Regions from separate parts of the Homo sapiens genome. Here regions 1 and 3 are each linked to region 2. A link is a loop called in an ENCODE intact Hi-C map of the cell type or tissue named here. Cell type or tissue: heart left ventricle. All regions are shown on one strand.

The links. A loop is a pair of places that touch in the nucleus more often than their neighbours do. Peaks named below come from ENCODE experiments on the same cell type or tissue, not always from the same donor. Only the 100,000 strongest peaks of a DNase experiment are listed, where the experiment ranks them.
Region 1: it touches region 2 in a loop (2.5-fold over the local background); 10 of 110 quality-filtered maps call a loop at or near these places.
Region 3: it touches region 2 in a loop (4-fold over the local background); 4 of 110 quality-filtered maps call a loop at or near these places.

The regions. Positions count from the first base shown.
Region 1 is chr18:22,361,040-22,369,039 of GRCh38, forward strand. No RefSeq gene overlaps it. Among named protein-coding and RNA genes, the nearest start is that of CTAGE1, 53 kb to the right of the region's middle. In heart left ventricle, a CTCF peak has its summit at 3,030; no DNase peak of the experiment used is centred here.
Region 2 is chr18:21,993,995-22,001,994 of GRCh38, forward strand. It overlaps LINC01900 (long intergenic non-protein coding RNA 1900), which reads left to right. Exons shown (of 3, transcript XR_001753529.2): 2 at 269-435; 3 at 816-983. Among named protein-coding and RNA genes, the nearest start is that of LINC01900, 17 kb to the left of the region's middle. In heart left ventricle, a CTCF peak has its summit at 3,812; DNase peaks (open chromatin) are centred at 2,663 and 4,767; H3K27ac peaks cover 2,016 bases.
Region 3 is chr18:22,382,954-22,390,953 of GRCh38, forward strand. No RefSeq gene overlaps it. Among named protein-coding and RNA genes, the nearest start is that of CTAGE1, 31 kb to the right of the region's middle. In heart left ventricle, no CTCF peak of the experiment used is centred here; a DNase peak (open chromatin) is centred at 4,610.

The sequences.
Region 1 (8,000 bases), 370 kb after region 2:
ATTGATACTCTGAAGACAAGATTAGGTTTGCATTTCCACAAAGTGCAAGCTCACTGGAGGAAGCAAGCAGCTTGGTTGATGGGGCATCTGTCTGCACTCAGGGAATGTCACTCCACTGTTATTTTGATCCTCCTTTAAATACTCCTCTAGTTTTAGGAAATATACCCAAGGGTTGGATATCAGGAATTCTCTCTATGAATTGATGGAGATCTGCTAATGAATCTTTTCTTAATTGCCCAAAGACAAAATAGTAATTGTTTTTGGTGTAGCATCACAAGGATGGGAAAAGTTTTCATTTCCCATGCCAACTCTGACGCAATGGTAGTTGTTTCTTAGGTTGAGAAGGATTTTGAGGCCAGCTTCAATTTTGAGTTCAGTCAAAGTGTTCTGGGACCAGTACATCATGCTGAACTTTGGAGATTACCATATTTGATAGACCGACCTTATGTGGACATGTTTCCTATTGCAAATACATAAACATATTAAATGTAAAGAGTGTCAAGAAAACACTTTAAAGTATATACTCAAGCAAGCAAGAAAGGGAAAGTTGTGGGTTTCACAAACAAAAAGAAAACTGCAACTTAGAAGGGAGCGCTACAGTTGATGCTGAGGTGTGCCATGGGCTTAGGTCTCAGGAACTGCGGGCTGGGAGTTTAATGCTTAATCTTGACAAGGCATGGCTTGAGGGCTGGGACTCAGACCCTCAATTCCAGATACTCAAAGGGCTACCGGTCTTTGTAAAGGAACTATACAAACAAATATCTTTGGGTCAGACCAAAAACTTGGGATTTAATAGAAGCAAAGATAAAAATGTATCTGAAGAGATCTTTCCACAAGTAAGGGTACATGGGACTTCTACTGGAAAACACCTTTTGCTGAAGATGAGCTAAAATAAATTGCAAACTATATGAAGGACAAACCCACCGTGGTGTAGAGTCAGCAGATGCAATAAATGGGAACACAGTAACCAAGACTGTGAGAAAACAGAACGATCCAAAAGAGACATAAAATAGAAATTCTGAAAATGAATAGAAATAAATGATAGAAATTATATGACAAGCAAATGACCTTCTAATAAAAGAATAAGCAGATTTGAAAAAGAACAAAATAGAAATTGTGAAAAGGAAAAATATTGACATTTAGAATTCAGTAGATGGGTCAAAGAACAAACTAGTCATAATCGAAGGCAGAATTATTGAATCAAAAGGTAGAGCTGAAGAAATCACCCAGAATATAGTACAGAGAGATAAGGAAGTGGAAATTTGAAGGGAGTTTTTGTGATTTGCCTGATAGACTAAAGAGACCCAATACAAATCCAAATGAGAGTTCTGGAATGAAGATATTCAGAGAATTGGGGAAATGTAATGTTGGAAGGCTAGGAGGCTGATAATTTTCTAGAAACGAAGAAAAATTTGAGTCCGCAGAATAAAGAGGCACACTCCAGCAATTGCAGTCTCTCTCCTTCTCTCAATCAGTTTTTTTCCTCTCAATTATGTTATTATCATCAGCAAGAAAAGATATTGCAACAACTTGTCATAGTAAAATAAAGCAAACTTCCCTTGTCTGCTACTCTGCTCCAGATACTACTCCATTCCTCTGCTCCCTTTCACAGCAACACTCATTCAGAGTTGCCTAAAGTCCCCATGTATACTTTCTCTGCTCTTATTCTTTTTCAAAACCCCTCTAATCAGGATTTTATCCTGGTCACCACATAGGAACAGTTTATTACGGTTACTGAGGCTGCCCACATTGCCAAGTCCAGTGGCCGATTCTCCATCTTCATGATGTGCAACTGGCAGCATTGGACAGAGTTGTGTGATTTCTCCTCTTGGAAACGTTTTCTTCTCTTGGCTTCTAGGGACCACTTTCTCTGGGTTCTCCTCATACTGTTCTGATTGTTCCTTTTCAGTTTCCTTGTTGGTTCCTTTTCACCTGTGGACCTTAAACATGAAGTTTTTGAGGATGTAGGCTCCTTCCTTACTCTCTAAGGCAATCTCCTCCCAGTCCTGTGGCTGTGAGTCCTACTGCTAACAACTCCCACATTGCTCTCTCCAGCCTGGACCTCTTCTCTGAAATTCAAATTCCCATATCCAGCCTCCTATACCACAGCTCCATTTTACCATCTGACAGACATCTCAAACTCACTGTCTTCAAAGGAAAACCCCTGACATTGCATCTCTCCCTCCACCTAAACTGTTCTTAACAATTGCCCATGTCACAAAAAGATTTTTTTCATTCTTTCAGTTATTTGGTTCAAAGAATTTCATGTGATGCTTGTATCTTCTCTATCTCATACCCCATATCCAATTCAGCAAATGTCGCCAGTTCTATCCCGAAAAGATACCCAGACTTTGACCATTTCTCAATGCCTCCATCACTACTGCCATGTTCTGTCATCTTTCCTCCATCATCTTTCCTCTGGACCATGGCAGTAGTCTACAACTGGTCATTCTGCTGTCCTTCCTACTTGCATCCCTACACAATAAAATGTCTGTTCTCTGCGCAACAGTCACAATGAGCCTTTTAGACAAATGTCATACTCTATTATTTAAGACTGTTTAGTGGTTTCTCAGAGCCTTTCCAAAGTCTTTGCAATGGACTGGAGGATCCGTGTGCATTACTCACCCCTCCACGTGTCTGACCTGATCCATTCTCCCTCTCACTACTCCTGTCCAGACACATTGGCTTCTATGCTCTTCCTTGAGCACAGCAGGCATTCTCTGACCTCCAGGCTCGTGCTTGTGCTGTATCCTCTGCCGCAATGCTCTTTCCCCAGATATTTAGATAGTTGGTGTCCTCATTTTCTTCAGGTATCTGCTCAAATATCAGCTTATCAAAAAAGACCTCCTGACCACCTTATACATAGTACTCTCCCAGCATCCACTACCCCCATGTCCTAATTTATTTTTTTCCATAGCTCTTATCATTATCAGACATAATGTATTTCCATGAGACTGTTAGTTAATTTCCATTTCCTCCCACCAGAAGGTAAGCTGCATGAACACAGGGACTTTGTCTGATTTGCTCTCTGCTGATCCCTAGTGCCTGGATCTAGCAAGTAGTAGGGGCACAATAAGTATATATCAAGTGAATGAATGAGTTTCAAGCAGAATATACAGCTGACCCTTGGACAACATGGGTTTGAACTGTGTGGGTCCACTTACATGCAGATTTTTCTCAATAAAACTTATGCTAAGTGTGCCTGCCTCCCCTTCCACCTCCTCCTCCTCTTCCGCCTCTGCCACCCCTGACACAGCAAGACCAACCCCTCCTCTTCCTCCTCTTCTGCTACTCAACATGAAGATGATAAAAATGAAGACCTTTATGAGATCCACTTCCACTTAATGAATAGTAAATATATTTTCTCTTCCTTATGATTTTTAATAACTTTTTTCTGTAGCTTACTTTATTGTAAGAATACAGTATGTAACACATATACAAAACATGTGTTCAGCTGTGTATGTTATTGGTAAGGCTTCTGGTCAACAGTAGGCTATTAGTAGTTAAGTTTCTGAGGAGTCAAAAGTCATAGGCATATTTTCAACTGCAGGGGGTTGGGGAGCCAGTGCCCCAACCCCCACATTATTCAAGGGCTTCCTGTAAATATAAATCCAAATCCACACCTTGCCACATCAGAATGAAAACTGCAGAACATGCAGAACTATATTTTATTTATATGTATTTTTATTAATATATCATAGTTGTACTTATTTGGGGGACACATGTGATAGTTTGATACATGTATATAGTATGCAGTGATAAAATGAGGGTGATTGGGATATCAATCACCTCAAATGTTTCTCTTCTTCTTATGTTGGAAACATTACAATTCTTCTATCAATTTATAAATATGCAATAAGGTATTATTCACTATAACTTCTCAACTGCACCATTGAATACTAGAACTTATTGCTTCTATTGAGCTGTATTTTTGCATGCATTAACCAATTTCTCATCATCCTCTCTACCTGCTTTCCTCTGGTAACCACCATTCTACTCTCTCCTTTTTTTTTTTTTTTTTTTGACAAAGACTTACTCGGTCACCCAGGTTGGAGTGCAGTGGTGTGATCATAGCTCACTGTAGCCTTGGCACCCTGGGTTCAAACCATCCTCCCACCTCAGCTTCCTAAGTAGCTGGGATTACAGATGTGCGCCACTATGCCTGGTTAATTTTTTTATTTTTTTGTAGAGTTTTTTTTTTTTTGCCATGTTGCTCAGGCTGGTCTCAAACTCCTAGGTTCAAGCCATCTGCCCACCTTGGCTTCTCAAAGTGTTGGGATTACCGGTGTGAGCCACTACACCCGGCCCATCATTCTACTCTCTATCTCCAAGAGATCCACTTTTTCAGTTCCCACATAGGGATGAGAACATGCAATATTGGCCTTTCTGTGCCTGGCTTATCTCACTGAATATAATAACCTCCAGTTTCATACATGTTGCTGCAAATGCCAGGATTTCATTTTTAATGACTGAATAATATTCCTATATATATATATAAATTCCTATACATATATAAAGAAATGTATGTATATATATCACATTTTCTTTATCCATTCATCACCTTGACTATTATTAATAGTGCTGCAATAAATGTGATAGTTCAGATATCTCTTAGATGTACTGACTTCCTTTCTTTTGGATATATACCTAATAGTGAGATTGCTGGATCATATGGTAGTTCTATTTTTAGTTTTTTGAGGAACCTTTCATAATGGCTGTACTACTTCACATTTCTACTAATGGTGTAGAAGTGTTCCTCTGTCTCTGCATCCTTGCCAGCATTTGTTATTTTTTGTCTTTTTGATTATAGTCATTCTAACTGGGGTGAGATGATATCTCATTGTGGTTTTGATTTGCATTTCCTTGATGATTAGTGATGTTGAGCATTTTTTCATGTACCTGTTGGCCATTTGTATGTCTTCTTTTGAGAAATTTCTATTCGGGTCTTTTGCTCATTTTAAAACTGGATTATTTGTTTTGTTTTGTTTTTTGCTATTGAGTTGTTTGAGTTCCTTATGAATATAGATTATTAATCCTTTGTCAGATGGATAGTTTGCAAATATTGAGAACTAAAATATTAAAAGAATCCAGAGAAGAAAGACAGATTATCGACAAAGGAATGATGATTAGATTGAGAATAGAATTCTCAAAAACAATACCAAAAGATGGTGGGATATCATTAAATTGTGGAAGGCAAAAAATAATTCACCTACAATGAGTACCCAGCTAAGTTATTTAGGAGTAAAAGTAGAATGAAGCAATTGCCAATAATAAATTGGAATCCATGAAAAAGTTACTTAAAAATATACATGTATTGCCCATTTAACTCCAGTAATTCCTCCCCCAAAATCAGACATTCTAAATGAAAATATTACCAAGCCTATTTTTTATTATTTCAAATAGGAAAAATTATACTTCATTACATGATAACCCCAAACCACTAACTATTTCCTAAAATGCAAATCAATACAGTAAAATATTAACATAATAAGCAACAACCATCAAATGTTTAAATAAATAAATGCTTAACGCATCACTTCCTGAGCAGAACACAGTGAACATAGCTATTAAACACTTGTCTGGAGTAATGTCATGATGCTTCTCTTTAGCATCACCAACATATGAGATGTACACTTCGCTGACTCTCAGCGGGCTTTTCAACATGGCTTCCCATGATTCTGACATCGTACCAATTGTATTTGAAATAAAACCCGTGACTCTTCTTGCATCTTGTTTTGCTTAAAATATTGATGAAATGTGGAGATGTACATGAACTTTTTCTATAAATATATCAGTCAAAAAACATTGTGCTTAGAAGTACGTAAGTTTTATGAAGTTTGGGAATTAAAAACAGGGAAATGTTAATCTAAGTATTGGTTATCAGGGTATGCCTGTCTTTCAGTAAGAAGGGAATTGAAACCAATGGAGAACCAAGAAATTGCTAAACATATTAGTAAAACAAACAAGCATTGATATTCAAAGAAAAAAAAGGTAACAATAATACTGAGTAAGGGGAAAGGGGAAAAATGAAGTGGAATTAAAACACTATCTAATAATAGGGAAGGAAGCAAGAAAGCATGAATGGCCCCCACCTTGTTCTTGTCCAATAGGAGGAGAGAGCCATTGGTAATTTTTGACTTTATTATTTGCTCATGTTATACGTTTAAGTGGTAATGTACTAGAAGAATAGAAATACAATGTATAACTTCAAGTCAGGAGAAGGAAACAAAATAGATTAAAGAAAGCTTGATCCCATAGAGGAAAGAATGTGGAGAAGAAGAAACAAGCAATGTAGCAATAAAATACCCACAAAATTAGAAGGTAGAAATAAGTTGAAATATCAGTAAGCAAATTATTCATTTAAAAGACAGGAAATCTCAGATTGTGTTGGAGAATATACTCAACCATATTCTGTTTTTAAGAGACATACCTTAGACACAATGACTCAGAAGGACACCACAAGATGTGAAAGAATCTTGTAAAGTATAGAATTCTTTCTGAATGGGAAGGACTGTTATTTATTGAAGTCACATCCCTCACCATGTTATTCCTTGAATATCTTTATCTGATTGTTTTTTCTGCTAGAGTGTCAACTTTTTAGGGGCAAGAATCATATCTTTTTAACAGTCTACCCTAATGTCTGACACCTATTAGTTTCTGAATAAATATTTGTTAAATGAACATGAATAAATATATAAATGAATGGACAAGATAGCAAGTTACCCTTTGACATTTACTATTTTACCAGTGTGTGTCTGTGTGTGTGGCGGGAGCTGGGGGGGAGGGTGTTCTTTCCTTGAATTTGGACCATATTTAGGTATCAATTTTATTTTATTTCTTATTCCAGCTATAATGAATATCTTGGTTATTTTGTAATATGTTAGGTCTTTATTTCCTAATTTCCTCCCCTTGTCATTCAATTGGCTCCATGACTGTAGTTCTCTTCTTGAAAACAAAATGATGCCAAATACATCAGATTTTGTAAAGCCTGCTTGGTGAGTGTATATTGTATCTTCTTTCAGTGTTTCTTATTTATGTTGCCCAAGATTGTGGTTATGATTATTTCTGAAAACTACAAAAACATCTCAATGCAGACACACCCTCATTTGTAAATAATGGTTGTATCACTTAGAGACTATGTACAACTTGGTGAGCACTGGAATTAAAACAGTTCCTATCAACACTTTCTGTGAGGGCGTTAAGATTAGGGAGGTGTCTGGCTGGGCTCTGTCCTGTCCAGACTTAAACCAGTGAAGCTGCCTGGATCCAGGTTTCAGGCAGGTTTGTGTAACATGTAGTGACAGTTTGTGTTCCATCCTTGGGAAACCAGAGACAGGAAAAACACTATGCAATGTCCCAGTAACAAAGGACAACAGCACTTGGTGATAATTAATATAATCCTCATGACTAAAAATAGGTGTTAGCCAAGTTGTTCCGACATGTTGCTTCTTCTGGAGAAAATGTTTTCTGGATTTGGTTTTTATCATTTCTATTAGATCCAGCTTTACATTTTTGTGTGTGACATGCTGTATGAACATTGCCTCATACTCTAAGCTTAATTCCAAATGATCAACATAGAGGCTGAGACTGCAAGACAAAATTGTGGAAAGCAAAAAATAATTCATCTACAATGAGTACCCAGCTAAGTTATTTAGGAGTAAAAGTAGAATGAATATCTAGATATTCCCAAACACTGTTTTTCAGCTGAAAGTTTCATTTGTTGGGATGGATTTGCTGACCTTCCTTGACACTTTTGAACAATAGCCATCAACAAAATGATCCCCAAATAATCCATAAAGGTGTTGTTCAAATTCAGAGTCTCTTTACCAAGAATAATTTATTTGTACGGAAAAAAAAGTGAGCTAAAATGCTCTCTTTCCACTTTTTACATCTGAAATCACCATGATGCTCATTTGTGGGCTATGTCTGGCTCCAGAGGTGCACAACCAAGAAGAGTCCCAGCTCCTGGGCTGTAGACTCCTTTTAGTGGCTCCATGGCC
Region 2 (8,000 bases):
GTGGCAGATGCCTGTAATCCCAGCTACTGGGGAGGCTGAGGAAGGAGAATTGCTTGAACCTGGGAGGCAGAGGTTGCAGTGAGCCGAGATCGTGCCATTGCACCCCAGCCTAGGCGACAGAGCTAGACTCCGTCTTGGGGAAAAAAAGAAAAAAAATTGAAGCTGTCAGCTAAGTAAAGGGAGTATTTACAATATGGAGGAATGGAAGTGCAGCGAGGCTGGTGGTGCAGCACTGGAGGGTCAGACAGTGTCTTTTTATCCTTTGCAGTTTGCAGAGGATGCAGCAGGTGAGTCCTGTAGACATCAGAGGGGCTTCGACGCTGCACAGCTGCCACTCAGAGGGGACACTGCTGGCCTCGATCACATCATGGAGACCACAAGGATGCTGGGAATGCACTTCCCATTGGCCGAGCTGAGGATATGAGCAGGCCATGGGTGAGCCAGGGTTTCCATTTCTCTTCCCGCCATGAGAATTTCATGCCAGTCAATTTTAACATAATAATTTATTTTGCATTTTGCTGTCCTCACTAAGGTATGCATGGATCGTTAAAGATTAGGAAGTTTGTTCTTTGATTGGATTCTTTGATCAGATGGATAAGATCCTTCCATCTCTTTAAGAATGCCACCTCCTCCTCCAGCCCCAATCCTGGCTTCCCAAATTCCAAGCTCCCAACACTTGAAAGGCCCAAACCTTGTTAGGTTTGATGATAGCAATTTACAATTAACAAATACATTGATAATGAGTGTTCTTTTCTGTAGGTTTGTTTAAAAGTGAAAACAATGTGGCTAGTCATAAAAGTTTCTCTTTGTTTTAGGCTGGATGGCTCACGCGTTCAGAGGAGGGACAGCGCTTGTTGCAGAGAATGAGATTTAGTGTGATGTGTATAAAGGTGTTTCATGGCTAAAGACCAAACAGAGACTAGTGTCTCCCACTCAGGAAGAATAATCACCATGCTAATGGATTAAAATTCTGTTACATAGAATAATCACAGGTTTAAATAAGACTCTGCCTGCTTTATAATTATCAGTATGTGAAAATACACTGAATCAAGGCTGAGTGTAGTGGCTCATGCCTGTAATCCCAGCACTTTGGGAGGCTGAGGCGGGAGGATCACTTGAGGGCAGGAGTTCAAGACCAGCCTGGCCAATCTGGTGAAACCCCGTCTCTACTAAAAATACAAAAATTAACTGGGTGTGGTGGGAGGCACCTCTAATCCCAGCTACTGGGGAGGCTGAGGCAGGAGAATCGCTTGAGCCCGGGAGGTGGAGGTTGCAGTGAGCCGAGATTGTGCCACTGCACTGCAGCCTGGGTGACAGAGTGAGTCTCTGTCTCAAAAAAAAGGAAAAAAAATATATATATACGAATCAAGATGACTCTTAGATATTTGGCTAGAGCCACGGGGTTGATGGGTAGATGGTGATGTTAGTTCTCAAGGAAAGGACCTGCGACAAGTTTATTTGTCACATTTATTTCCTGTTTCAATTATTTCCAAAATGATCAAGACAGGAAATAGGGAGAACAGGTTGGGTGTGTACATATGTGTATTGAATCCAGTGCTTAAACTCACATGCTCTGAAGTCAGAGGTCATGCGTCCAAATCCCAGTTTCACCACTTACTACTTGGGTGATCTTGGGCAAGTGGGTTTATCTCTCTGTGTTTTCGGATCCTAATATAGAAAATAGGTATAAGCCGGGAGCAGTGGCTCACGCCTATAATCCCAGTACTTTGGGAGGCCAAGGCGGGCAGATCACTTGAGCTCAGGAATTTGAGACCAGCCTGGCCAACAGGGTGAAACCCCATCTCTACTAAAACACAAAAATTAGCTGGGTATGGTGGTGTGAGCCTGTAGTCCCAGCTACTCGGGAGGCTGAGGCAGGAGAATTGCTTGAACCCGGGAGGCAGAGGTTGCAGTGAGCTGAGATTGGGCCACTGCACTCCAGCCTGGGCAACAGAGTGAGACTGTCTCAAAAAAAAAAAAAAAAAAAAAGGTATAATTATAGGGTTAAATAAGACCATATATTTATAAACTCATGTGCTCAGCACACCGTAGAAACTCAATATGTGAAGATCATTTGTATTAGTAGTAGTGGTAGTAGCAGTAATATTTCTCCTGGGAATAGCACAGGAGCAGTCTAAGGAGGCAACAGTGGGTGGGTCATGATGGGCAAACAGTAGGAAGAAATGCCTGTGTTGGTACCATTTCCCAAACTGTGAAAACAGAGCCAAGAAAGCTTTGATGGACAAAACTCCCGGAAGCCTCAAGGCAGGCTCTTGCAGGGAAGAGGTCATTGAGGCATCTTGGATAAAAACGGTGGGCTGGGAAGGAATGAGACCAAGGATTGAATGCTGGAGCTGTGGCTTACCAGCTCTGAAACTTGGATCAAATTCTCTGAGCTTAATGTCTTCATTTGTAAATTGTGGATTAAAAATACCTAAATGACAGGGCTGTTGTGATGATAGATAGTGTTCTTATGTTAAAGTGTCCCACTTGGATGGATATGCAGGAAATGTTTGTTTTCCAAATAGCATCTGACTTCTTACTGAATAATGAATCCTTGAAGGCACACAGTCCTCTGAGCTGGAGGCCAGGAGTAGCTTTTGAAATCACCCAAGAAGGAGCAGCCCTGAGCAGCTGCGGGTCCCTCCCAGGCTGACTCAGACCTTTCACCCAGGCGGCCTTTGGGCCTTGTGCTTTGGGAGTCAGGAACCCCAGACTCAAGTCCGTTCTGGCCCAGCCCTTTCTTGGGCTCATTGTTCTGGGAGGCCTTGTACTATTTGTTCATCTAATCTGTTAGCAAAAAGGCAAACTAAATATCCTTCATTTGGACCTCTGGCTTATATCCCACAAAGGACAGAAGTGTCCTACCCGGGGTGGCTAGTGGCACCCCTGTCTTTGTTCCTGTTTGGCCTCTCTAAAAGGCCCTGGGCAGAGAGCTGTGACAGGTGATTGGGAAAGGGCCTGGTGTATCTGCCTCTCCAGGCCTGTTTGGACTTGATTCCTGTTCTCTGATGCCAGGAGGGGCCCCAGAAAAGCGCTGGGACAATACCTATCAAGCCCAAGTAACAAATAGAGGTACCTAAAGTTCAAACAGGTGTGTCCCTTCCTATTTTGTACCTATTACGGAGTGAAGTCAGGGTCCAAAGCCACTTTGCCTGGCTGTAGATGGCCTGTCTACTACTTACTCCCTGACCTGCTGTCTCCCTCAAGTCATTCCCCGACTGTGTGATGGCCACAGTCCCTGGCCGGGTAATCAACTCTCCACTAAGCAGGCCGCCCACCCAGATTTCTCTGCCCTGTCTCATGGGCTGGGATCCCTCCCACCTCCACTCCATCCTGAGAATACCTTGGTTCACTCCCCTATCTCCTGGGCCTCTGTCTGGGTGGCCCATGACTTCCACCTGGAATGCCATTATCTCCAAATCCCATTCTCCCTTCAAGTCCCAGCTGAAGTCCTGCCTCCTCACGATACCTTCCTGTCTACCCAGCTCCCGGGAGCACCTCCTTCAGCCTCCTATGACGTCCACTCTCCCCTCACAGGAGAGCTGCCCAGTAATCATCTTTTGTGTGTTTGCTGCTTCGTTTTGTGTTTTCTGTTTAATTTGTATCTTCCTGTTCCTCCTTCCGACCCTACACACATCTTCCAACTGGATTCCAGGGCCCTGAAAAGGCAGCCAGTGTTGGACTGGCTCATGGCTGCCGCAGAGGAGCTACCCTCCTTGGAGAAGCAAGGCTGCATCCCCTTTTTTTTGCTGACTTAACAACGTCCTGTTTCTACTTCGTGAGATGGCACTGACTCACCACTAGTGGTCGCTATTATTCACACCCTTACTTTCATAATTCAAACTAATTGGGAAACACGTATCTGTCAGCTTCTCTATGGGACTGGATTGCTAGAGGCAAAAAAAAGTGCTAGAGTCAATAAGTTTAATCAGTAACAGAAGTAAAGTATAGAGTCCCCAGGGAAACCTTTAGGAAAGATCTTCATGAGTCTGCTTATAAGGAAAGGAAGAGGCCTCCCAAGCAACAGGTCCCAGACATTCCTACTCCACATACGGATTGAATGTTTATTAAGTTCTGACAACATGCAGGACTGAAAATTTCTCTAGGCATTTATGAGGGTCATGCTGTTAAAATGAGATAAAGAATGAAATATGTTTGATATCATTATACAGACGTATACATAACTCTGTGTGTGTGTGTGTGTGTGTGTGTGTGTGTGTGTGTATACTCTTTTTTGTTTTATTTTATTTTCTTTTTTGTTGTATGGAGTCAGAAAGATCTAGCTGGGTTCAGATCCCAGCTTTGCTACCCGCCGGCTCTGGGGCCTTGGATACATCTCTTAACCTCTCTTGCCCATTGATCATTTATAAAATGTGAGCAATATTCCTTCCTTGAAGGGGTGTTGAGAGCTATAACTGAGATAAGGGTGTAGTCTGGGACCAGCAGCATCCAGGGAGCTGTCAAAATGCAGAACCTCAGGCCCCACCCCAGAGTAACCTAAGCAGAATCTGCATTTAATGAGATCCCTCAGTAATTTGCATGTATGTTAACGTTTAAAATTCCTGTCCTCAAGGAACAAATAATCAGTGTACAGATCTATATGGAGAGGATAATAGCAGCAGCTTACATCTGTAGAGTTCTCCGGCCTTTCTGAAGTGACTTTGGACTCCAAGTGAGGAGTGTTGCTGGTCGGATTTGGGTCTTGATAACGTTGACAGAAATAGCTGTGAGGACTTGGCGGCAGATGGAATGCGCCGCGGGTCTGGGTGTAGGGATGGCAGGGGGAGGAGGGGAGGTGTGGACACTGTTGGCAGAAGGTGGAAGTTAGGAAGGCTGGGAGCGTGTAAGAAGGAGATAGTGTGCTGGACATGGAGGAAAAGTTCTTCCAAGGCTTTGGGAGCATGGAGCCAAGAGACACTGAAAGAAATCAGCCTATTTACGTAGAATTTGCTAGAGCAAAGTCTTTTCTAAAAGTCACAATAGCTTTCTTTATACATTAGACTCCATCCAAATGAATAAATTCACATATACGGCAGATGGTAATAAAGCAAAACTATTATTAATTTAAAATAATAGATGATGGTGCTGGGTGGGAATCTTGGAGATCATTTTCAGTCTAATCCTTTCAGCCCCTGAGGCTCAGCTGGTGTAGGGACTTCTCTCATCTGCCACTTCCAGTGTGACCTCCTCTCACTAAACCTTTTTTCTTGGCTGTGAAATGGGGCAATAAATAACTGAGTTTACAGGTTGCTATGCGGATTCAATGAGATAATTCATGGAAAGCACTTAGCACAATGCCTGACTCTAATTAAGTAACAACATATAATATTATCAAATTGCTACTGACCTATAGGAGGTAGAGAGGGACACATTTTTTATCAAGACTAGTACAATTATTAGTAAAGATTATGGAAGTAAATTTGAGATTCAAGTAGCTAAACCAATTTTTTGTTGTTCCCAGTATGAATAATGATGATACCATATTACAATAATAGTAAAACCAACAATAACTGCAACAATAATTATATCATACTAAACACTAACCATAGCTAACATTCCCTGGATGCTTATCATTAGGTTGGTGTGAAAGCCATTGTGGTTTTTGCCGTTAAAAGTAATTGGAAAAAGAGCAATTACTTTTGCACCAACCTAATATATGCCAAGCACTAAATGAAGCACTTCACTTGGATTATCTCATTTGATTCTTCAAACGTGTATGATGTGTATAATACTATCACCAGTTTATAGATGAAGCAACTGAGGCCTAGTGAGATTAGGTATTGGGCCCAAGGCCTGGAGCTTGTACGTGGAACTCACATTGGAATCCAGACTGCCTGGCTCTCTAAATTGCTCTCTTAACCACTACACTAGCTCCCACATGAATATACCAGTGAACAAAATGCTCTTTCCATTGGTGGCAAATTAGGTGCTATTTGTTTTCTGGCCTGATGCTGTGATACATTTTAAAGAAAATACATGGTTGCAAGTTGAAAAAGAGAGTAGCTTGAAAACAAAAGAAAGGAGGATTGGAAAATCTGTTAACCTCCTGTGTGCTGTGCCAGGGACAGTCACATGCATGAACTCAATAACCCTTTGTGGATATGACCTACATAGTCATGGAGAGCAAACCTTAGCCTCAGAGAAGTTAAGTCATGTGCCCAGGATATAAACTAGTAAGTGAAGGGGCTGGGATTTGAGCCTGAGCCCAAAGCCCAAGCTAGCTCAAAAAAGATGCGGAGCCCTGACTTGTATTTTGACCCAGAGGAAAATTAGATCTCTCCCAATTTCCCAAAGTCCCTAAAACCTGATACCACTGCCAAATTCCTCTGCCAAATTCATCATAGTCTTAACACAGCTTGAAGGACTTCCCGTAGAACTGTTGGAAATTCTGTCCTGGAAGGGCATGTAAAGCTCCTTTCTAGAAGTATTTTACTTTGGACTTATGGCTCACCCCTTTCCAGTATGAATTATAAGCAGCTCACAACTACACAACTGTACCACAAGAAAACAGAAAATTTAGGTAGGAAGGAGAAATTTAGGCTAGGAATAAGGTTAATTTCCAAAATATATGCCAATAGCCCTGAATCAGGTCAGGTAGGCCGTGTGGTATTTTTAATTGGAGTAAATACTGCATTTACTCCCAGAGGGACTATAGGCAGCAAAATCCAAGTAACTTCCTCACGAGTCCCTGGGTCAGGTGAATTACTGTAGAAAATGGGAGATACTTCAAGGCATGGTCTGGCCTTAGAGCTAAAGTTCTGCTTGGGGAACAGGCCCTTCCTTAGTCTGTCTTATAGGCCCCAGGGTAAGACAAGTGTTTGGCTGAAGAGCCATAGGCCCCCCTCTCTGCAGCAGTTCTCAAGTTCTTAGTGCCTTTTCTCCGTGGTACTGTTGCATGTGATATTTCACTAAAACCCCTTTCCTTTCCCTTTTTTTTTTTTTTTTTTTTTTTTGAGACGGAGTCTTGCTTGGTTGCCCAGGCTGGAGTGTGGTGGTGTGATCTCAGCTCACTGGCAAGCTCCGCCTCCCAGGTTCATGCCATTCTCTAACCGTGTTAGCCAGGATGGTCTCAATCTCCTGACCTCGTGATCTGCCCACCTCGGCCTCCCAAAGTGTTGGGATTACAGGTGTGAGCCACTGCACCCGGCTTTTTTTTTTTTTTTTTTTTTTTGTGGCAGTGGGAGGGGAGACCCAGTCTCTCTGTTGCCCACGCTGGAGTGCAGTGGCATGATCTCAGCTCACTGCAACCTCCTTCTCCCGGGTTCAAGTGATTATCTTGACCCAGCCTCCTGAGTAGGAGGGATTACAAGTGTGCACCACCACACCCAGCTAATTTTTGTATTTTTAGTAGAGACAGGGTTTCACCATGTTTGCCAGGCTGGTATCGAACTCCTGACGTCAGGTGATCCACCCACCTCGGCCTCCCAAAGTGCTGGGATTACAGGTGTGAGCCACCACTCCCTGCCTCTTTTATTTATTTATTTATTTATTTATTTTAAACAGAGTCTCCCTCTGTTGCACTGCAATCTCTGCCTCCCAGGTTCAAGCGATTCTCATGCCTCAGCCTCCGGAGTAGCTGGGACTACAGGCACACGCCATCACGCCTGGCTAATTTTTGTATTTTTAGTAGAGACAGGGTTTCACCATGTTGGCCAGGCTGGTCTCAAACTCCTGACCTCAAGTGATCCACCCGCCTAGGCCTCCCAAAGTGCTGGGATTACAGGCATGAGCCACCGTGTCCCGCCAAAACCCCTTTTCTTTGACGTGCTCTCGTTCCACTGAAGGGGAAAGCTCAGCTCTTCCCAGGATGCAAAAAGCCTCCTTCCCCAGCAAGATGGAACTCCCAAGCTCCGGGCAAAGGGGCCTGTAGAATTTCTCTCATTTATGGCTATCAGAAAAATAGGGCGGGAATCAGCCTTCATCACCCGGACCCAACCTTGTGTCAACAGCCCTCACAAACAGAGGGGCCCAGCAACCACCTTTTACACCGCCTGGTA
Region 3 (8,000 bases), 390 kb after region 2:
ACGAGGTCTGATTATGTTGCCCAGGCTGGTCTCAAACTCCTGAGCTCAAAGGATCTCCTGTCTCAGCCTCCCAAAGTGCTAGGATTACAGGCATGAGCACTGCACCCAGCCCCAACTTCGGTAATTTTAAACCATTGGAACCTCGGGGTGGTTTGTTACTGCATAGCCTAGTCTATCCTCATGGATACATCTGATACCTCTTCATCACTTTAGTTCAGAGGCTTCCTCCTCCTCATCAGATGAGGGTGACTGCATCCATGATCATAGGGGTTCATCCTAATTAGTCTACAGCAATAATTGTCATCTGCTGTTCTTTCCAGTGAGTAGCTTAGGGGTGGGCACATGGCTCTTTTGAGAGATAATGAGAGGTCTGCTGGGGCTTCTGAGAAAAGCTTCCCTGATCCTAGACAAGAGACCCGAAGAAAAAGTCCTTGAGGCCTCTGGACATTGCATTTGTTGGATGTGGTGCCTGGAGCTTTGTAGCCATCCTGAAACTGAGAAAAAGATACACATGAGGACAAATATGACCCATGAGGGTGGCGGAGCAAGGGTGATGGAAAGAACCTGGCCCTTGATGACATTATTGAGACTTGGAATCAAGCAACCCTGAATCTTCTATCTCTGGACTTCCTGATATGTGCAATAATAAAAGTCCTTATTTTAAAATCAATTTCAGTGAGGGTTTTATGTTACTTGAAACTGAAAACATTCTAAGTGATACATCAACTTGACTTCTGTAATGTTATTTTAATTGTAGAACATGTCTAGACTGTAATATATTTAATGAATCTCCTGTGACTTAACATTTAGGTAGTTTTCTATTTTTAGCCACTGTAATATGAAGAGGGTCCCTTTCTGAAAATAATGCCAAATAAAAGTTGTAAGCACATTTTGGCTTCCTAAGGACAGGAGGCCTGTCTCCCTCTGAACCAGATCTTCATTCATATTTGTTGAGTCCCTTCCATGCTAAAGGCTCAGGATAGAACGGTAACTTAAAACTAACAAGGGACCAGGTGCAGTGGCTCACGCCTATAATCTCAGCACTTTGGGAGGCTGAGATGGGCAGATAGAGAGTCCTGGCACTTGAGGCCAGGAGTTTGAGATCAGCCTGGCCAACATGGTGAAACCCCATCTCTACTAAAAATACAAAAAATTAGCTGGGCATGGTGGCTTACGCCTATAATCCCAGCTTTTAGGGAGGCTGAGGCAGAAGAATCACTTGAACCTGGGAGGTAGAGGTTGCAGTGAGCCGAGATTGTGCCATTGCACTCCAGCTTGGGCAATAGAGCAAGCTCCGTCCAAAAAAAAAAAAGAAAAGAAAAACTGACATTTTCCTGGTTCTCATGTAGCTCCTAAGAGCTTGTGTTCTTTAGATTTGGCAAAGCCAACACATGGTCCTTTAGTTATATAAATGTGAAGCTAATTTCCACCCACAGGTTCTTGGAAAAATAAATGGAACAGCAGATATATTGAATTGAGAGATTAAGTGCTTTGATTAATATATATTTATATATATATGTATTTTAGCATACAGAGTTATGGCTCTAGACTTTGTAACTTCTTACAGAAATGCACAATTTTCCATGTATGAATTTGAATGACCTATCCCTTTAAATTATTATTTATTCAAGGGTATGTGTTTTTTTTGCATATCATTTAGGAAAAGTTGGGGATAAGACTGATAGAAGTAGTACATTTTGCCTGAGCATATGGATATATAGAAAGAATACTATTAAAATAGCATTTTTGAAAATATGATTTTTGAAAGGACTGGTTTTTGTTTGTTTGTTTTTTGTTTTTTTTTAAAGGTAGCTCTGCAAGAAGAAATTGTTTGTGCAGTAGTAGCAGCGGTGGCGGTAGGGGCATAGCATAGCTCATGAAGCAGGAAGCCTGGGGATGCTGTACAGTACTGCTTCTTGTTAGCTGTGTGATGTTGGACAACTCTCTACACTACTGAGTCCTAATATCTTCATTAACCAAAGGTAGAGATAAAATGAAATCATTTACCTCATTGGGTTACTTTGAAAAATTGCACCCTAATGTATGCAAAAGAGTATAATTGGCTGGGTGCAGTGGCTCACGCCTGTAATCCCAGCACTTTGGGAGGCCAAGGCGGGTGGATCGCCTGAGATCAGGAGTTCGAGACCAGCCTGGCCAATATGGTGAAATCCCGTCTCTACTAAAAAAACAAAAAAATTAGCTGGGCATGGTGGCAGGCAACTGTAATCCCAGCACTTGGGAAGCTGAGGGAGGAGCATCGCTTGAACTTGGGAGGTAGAGGTTGCAGTGAGCCAAGATTGCGCCACTGCACTCCAGCCTGGGCAACAAGAGCAAAACTCCATCTCTAAATAAATAAACAAATGAATTTTTTAAAAAGAGTATAATTAACTGGGAACATATCAACTTTAGTTTTTGTTTGTTTTTTAGATGAGTCAAGGGAAAAATACTTCGAAAATTGAGTTCTCAGGCCAGGCTTGGTGGCTCACGCCTGTAATCCTAGCACTTTGAGAGGCCAAGGCGGGTGGATCACCTGAGGTCAGGAGTTTGAGACCAGCCTGGCCAACAAGGAAAAACCCCATCTCCACTAAAATACAAAAAAAAAAAAAAAAAATTAGCTGGGCATGGTGGTGGGTGCCTGTAATCCCAGCTACTCAGGAGGCTGAGGCAGGAGAATCGCTTGAACCTGGGAGCCAGAGGTTGCAGTGAGCAGAGATCACATCACTGCACTTCAGCCTGGGCAACAGAGCAAGACTCCATCTCAAAAAAAAAAAAAGAAAAAGAAAAAAAGAAAAAGAAAATTGAGTTCTCAGATATTTACTGTAAAAAATAACATGCTTTTATGTATTACACAATAATACATGATTATTGTTGGAAAATGAAGACAGCAAACCCACCCTCCCCCAGTGTCAACGTGTCTGCTCAGAGTGTCTCCCTGACATTTTCTCACCCTTTGCCTCAAGTCAATGGGAGGAAGTGACACCATACATTCTTTCTTTACACGGAGTAAAATCTATCAGCATTATCCTCTAATGCTGATTAATTCTTAGTCATTCTTAGGAAATCCTTCTGTGCTCGGGTTTCATAAATCATCACCCGTATTTTACTTTAGCAACTTGAAGATTTATTTTACAAACATTTAAATTATTGGTCCATCTGGAATTAATTTTGATATAGATGGGAAAGATGTGTCATTATATTATAAAATGGATATCTTTGCAAATGGTACTTACCGCTATTTATTGAATAACCCAGACTTTCATTACTAATTTGAGTTGGAAACTTTTCCATATACTAAACTACTGCATGTATTTGTGAATGTTTTTGGGCATGCTATATATTGTGCACTGAATTTTCTATCCATTGCTCAATTGATACCACGTTTTAATTAACATTGTAGGAGGTTTTAATGTCTAATAAGGGACTCTCAACTTTTCTTTCCAAAGATCATTTGGCTTTCTAGCTTGTTTATTGTTTCTGAAGATATTTTTAATCCTTTTATTTTCATGTTGCAGATACCCATGAAGATGCAGAAAAATCTTCACACTCTCAGCAATTTAACAATCTAAGGTAACAGGCACTATAATTCCAGAAGCAGGAAGTAAGATGTCTAAATTCTAAGAAAATCAGAGCTGCGTTTAGAAAAACTCCTAAGGATTCTACTTGAAGAGTTTCCTGGCTTTGCTGCCTCTGATTATACCCTCAATACACATTGCAATACTCTATTTTTGCAATTAGTTTTTATTTTGTTTTGTTTTGTTTTTAGAGACAGGATCTTACTCTGACTTCCAGGCTAGAGTGTAGTGGCATGATCATAGTTGACTGCAGCCTCAAACTCCCAGGCTCAAACAATCCTCCCACCTCAGCCTCCCGAGCAGCTGGGACTACAGATGCACACCACAACACTCGGCTAATGTTTTTTTCTTTTTGGTAGAGACAGGATCTCACTATGTTGTCCAAGTCACTCTCAGACTTCTGGCTTCGAGTGATACTCCCTCCTTAGCCTCCCAAAGTGCTAAGATTACAGACATGAGCACCTGGCACTGCGTTTTGTTGTTGTTGTTGTTTTGTTTTGTTTTGTTTTTCTGAGATGGAGTCTCGCCCTGTCGCCCAGGCTGGAGTGCAGTGGCGCAAACTCGGCTCACTGCAAGCTCTGCCTCCCGGGTTTACGCCATTCTCCTGTCTCAGCCTCCCGAGTAGCTGGGACTACAGGCGCCCGCCACCATGCCCGGATAATTTTTTGTATTTTTTAGTAGAGACGAAGTTTCACCGTGTTAGTCAGGATGGTCTCGATCTCCTGACCTCGTGATCCACCCATCTCGGCCTCCCAAAGTGCTGGGATTACAGGCGTGAGCCACCGCGCCTGGCTGGCACTGCATTTTATCTTTTAAAATAGGCGGTTCCCCATCAGAATATGAACTCATTTAAGGGCAAGGACTATATCTTAAATATCTTTTGTACCTTTGCACGGTGACCAAGACATAGTAAATGCTCAAAAAACATTTAATGAATGAATGAATTAATTAATAAACTCTTGTGTGATGGAATTCTCTGGCTGTGTCTTTCCTGTGTCTCTGCTGGAGTAACAGGTGCTGGGATATGGCAGCTTGCCCAGCCACCTCGTTGCTCCTCCGTGTTGCCTCGTGAGTTTCATATTTATACAACCTTGTGCTTTCCAGGCTCTACAGACCCTTGCTAATGGATTCTTCAATGGCTTCATCCTTCCAATTTCTTCCTCTTGACATTTTTGCATGTTGGGATTATGTATATCCCTGAAATAGTGTGTCTCTTGGCCAACGGTGAGCACTCCATGATCTCTATCCTTCCCCTGATTCTAAATTCCCCCAAGGGCCTGGTAGGTAGGGAGGTGATGAGCAGATGAAGCTGAGCCCAGTTGGTTCTATCCTGGGCCTCCTAAGATCCAGTTTCTTTTCTTCTAGTTCAAGAAAAGCCTCCCTTCCCCCTTCCTTGGCACATAATGGGCACTTGGCAAATGTTGGTTTCTTTCAACTTGACACCTTCTATTCTGCTTCCCTCTCTGGATGGCAGGGTATAAATAGCAAGGCCTCACATCATCTGTTAACCATTTTCAAAAAAAAGCTCGGGGCTACCATGAGGACATGATGAATTAAAAGAAAAAAAAATGGTTCCAAACTACATTGGTGCCCAGGCCAGGTGGGTATTGACCAACTAAAATGACTTCATCTAGGCCAGTGCACTTGACTTTATTTTTCTTAAAGAGTAGAGAAGTGAGACCTTTATTATGACTTTGAAATCTGCATACTTGGGTGCAAATCAGGAAGTATGTGCAAAATGCCCATGGGGAAGGAGCCCAGGAATAATACATTATTCTTTTGAAGTTGTTCACCCTGGGTTTACTTTAAATGCCATTGGCAGCTTTCCTCTTAATGCTTTCTGGGTCCACTACATATGAAAAATGGAAAACCAAAGGTTTTCGCTTGAACCACAGGATTAACTGGTCAAACTGGTCATGGAAGGCCATCTGATTACAGACAGCCACAGTGATACATTCTTTTTTTCAGTGAAAAATTCAACCTTGTGTTCATGCAGACTTGCCATTTGTGGTCCGTTGAAACTCTGGGATTGCTACCCTTTTAAGGAGGGAAAGAAAATCAAACAGTGTGATTGAGCTCTCTCTCGCTCTCTGATGTCCTCTCAGTTTTTCCATAGCAATTTTATTTGACTTAAAGTGCAACTCAAGAGAATTCCTAAAACTTACTAGCATGAAGTCAACCCTGAGGCTGGAGAGAGTTCTATGGGCTTCTTGCGCTTATGCTGATGATGCCATTGTCAGGATGCAGCCTCCTGGGAGATCTCCACTCATTTCCATCCTTCATTCAGGTGCTCCTTCCCTGAAGCTGCCCAAGAATCTCTTGTTCCTCTGAAGAGGCCAGGCTCAGCCCTAGCTTGCTCTTTATCTGCTCAGAGTGAGCAAGGAGATTGGACCACCATTTTGTCCAGTCCAGTTTCCTGCTTTGCTTGTTTTCATGGTTGTTGGCTTTTGTTTGCAAGGAAAACCTTGGATTTCTCAGCCTGTGAACAGGAATATTTTCTCAGGCTTTTTATAGACTGTTTAAGAAAGAGAGGGCAGAGGCACATGCCTTTCCTCTCCAGCCACATAAAACAAAGCTTTAAGTGATTCTTTGGATTGGGGCGGATACAGAGAATTTGGGTGTGGGGGTGGTCAGGAACCTTGCGGGTGACAGTGCTACCTTGATTTTACGTGTTAGACCTTGAACCTCAAATCTTAGAAGAGTCTATCTCATAGTCTGCAGAATGGGCCCATCAGATTGGGTAGGTTACCTGCAAGTCAGCTTGCAGCTTTGCAGGGGAGGAAGAGAAAGGGGGCACCTGTGTTAGTTATGCCAAATTGATGCTGGTCATTAATGGGGTGATGGTTGTAGCCAGATCTCCGCCTCTCTCATACAGGGGCAGAGGATAATTGAACATCATGTGGCAGTCACAGTTGTTTGCCTCCTGTGGCCCTGTAGGTAAGTTAGGAATAAATGTCAAGGAGCAATTGACTTTGCCCTGCTTGGGCCTGATTGTTTTCCCATTCTCCATAGGTGAGAAAAAATGGTGTGATTCAGCAAAAGAAACTATCATCAGAATGAACAGGCAACCTACGGAGTGGGAGAAAATGTTTGCAATGTATCCATCTGACAGAGGTCTAATATCCAGAATCTACAAGGAACTTAAACAAATTTACAAGAAAAAACCAAACAACCCCATTAAAAAGTGGGCAAAGGACATGAACAAACACTTCTCAAAAGAAAACATTCATGCTGCCAACAAAGATTAAATAAAGCTCACCATCACTGATCATTAGAGAAATGCAAATCAAAACCACAATGAGATACCATCTGACACCAGTCACAATGGTGATTATTAAAAGGTCATGAAACAACCAATGCTGGCTCGGTTGCAAAGAAATAGGAACCCTTTTACACTGTTGGTGGGAATATAGATTACTTCAACCATTGTGGAAGATGGTGTGGCAATTCCTCAAAGTTTTAGAACCAGAAATACCATTTGAATACCAGCAATTCAATTACTATGTATATACCCAAAGGAATATAATTCTTTCTAATACAAAGATACATGCATGCATATGTTCATTGCAGCACTATTCACAATAGCAAAGACATGGAATCAACCCAAATGCCCATCAATAATAGTCTGGATAAAGAAAATGTGGTACATATACACCATGGAATACTATGCAGCCATAAAAAGGAACCAGGTCATGTCCTCTGCAGGGATGTGGATAGAGCAGGAAGCCATTATCCTCAGCAAACTAATGCAGGAACAGAAAGCCAAACACCGCATGTTCTCACTTATAAGTGGAAGCTGAATAATGGGAACACACGGACACAGGGAGGGGAACAACACACACTGGGGCCTGTTAGGGGGTGGGGTGGAGGGAGGGAGGGCATTAGGATAAATAACTAATGCATGCTTAGCTTAATACCTAGGTGATGGGTTGATAAGTGCTGCAAATCACCATGACGCACGTTTACCTATGTAACAAACCTGCACATTCTGCACATGTACCCCAGAACTTTAAAAATAAAATGGTGTGCTTGCCCAGTGCCCATTGTGTACCAGGCCTCAGATGTTGCCTTGCTTCAGTCTTAGAAATTATACTTACAACATTGTGATGTGGGAATAATGTCGTTCATGTTTCCTTTCCTTTGTTATTTTTACCATTAAAGGAACTGAGGCTCAGCGAGGTAAAGCGACTTGTTCAAGGTGGGATCATGTCACATGGATAGAAAGCGGTCTATAAATGCTTATTGGTAATGAAATTTAAGTTGAAGGGAAAGAAAAGTAAAAGGTGACTTTGTGCTTTTATTCATTTGGTATTTATTCACTGCCTCTCAGGAACAAAGCATTAAGTTTTCATAGCATCATCTTCAGTTCATCATTCCTTGTAAGAGCTGCTTCGGTGTTCGTTGATAATTTTTCTCTTTCTTCTTTCA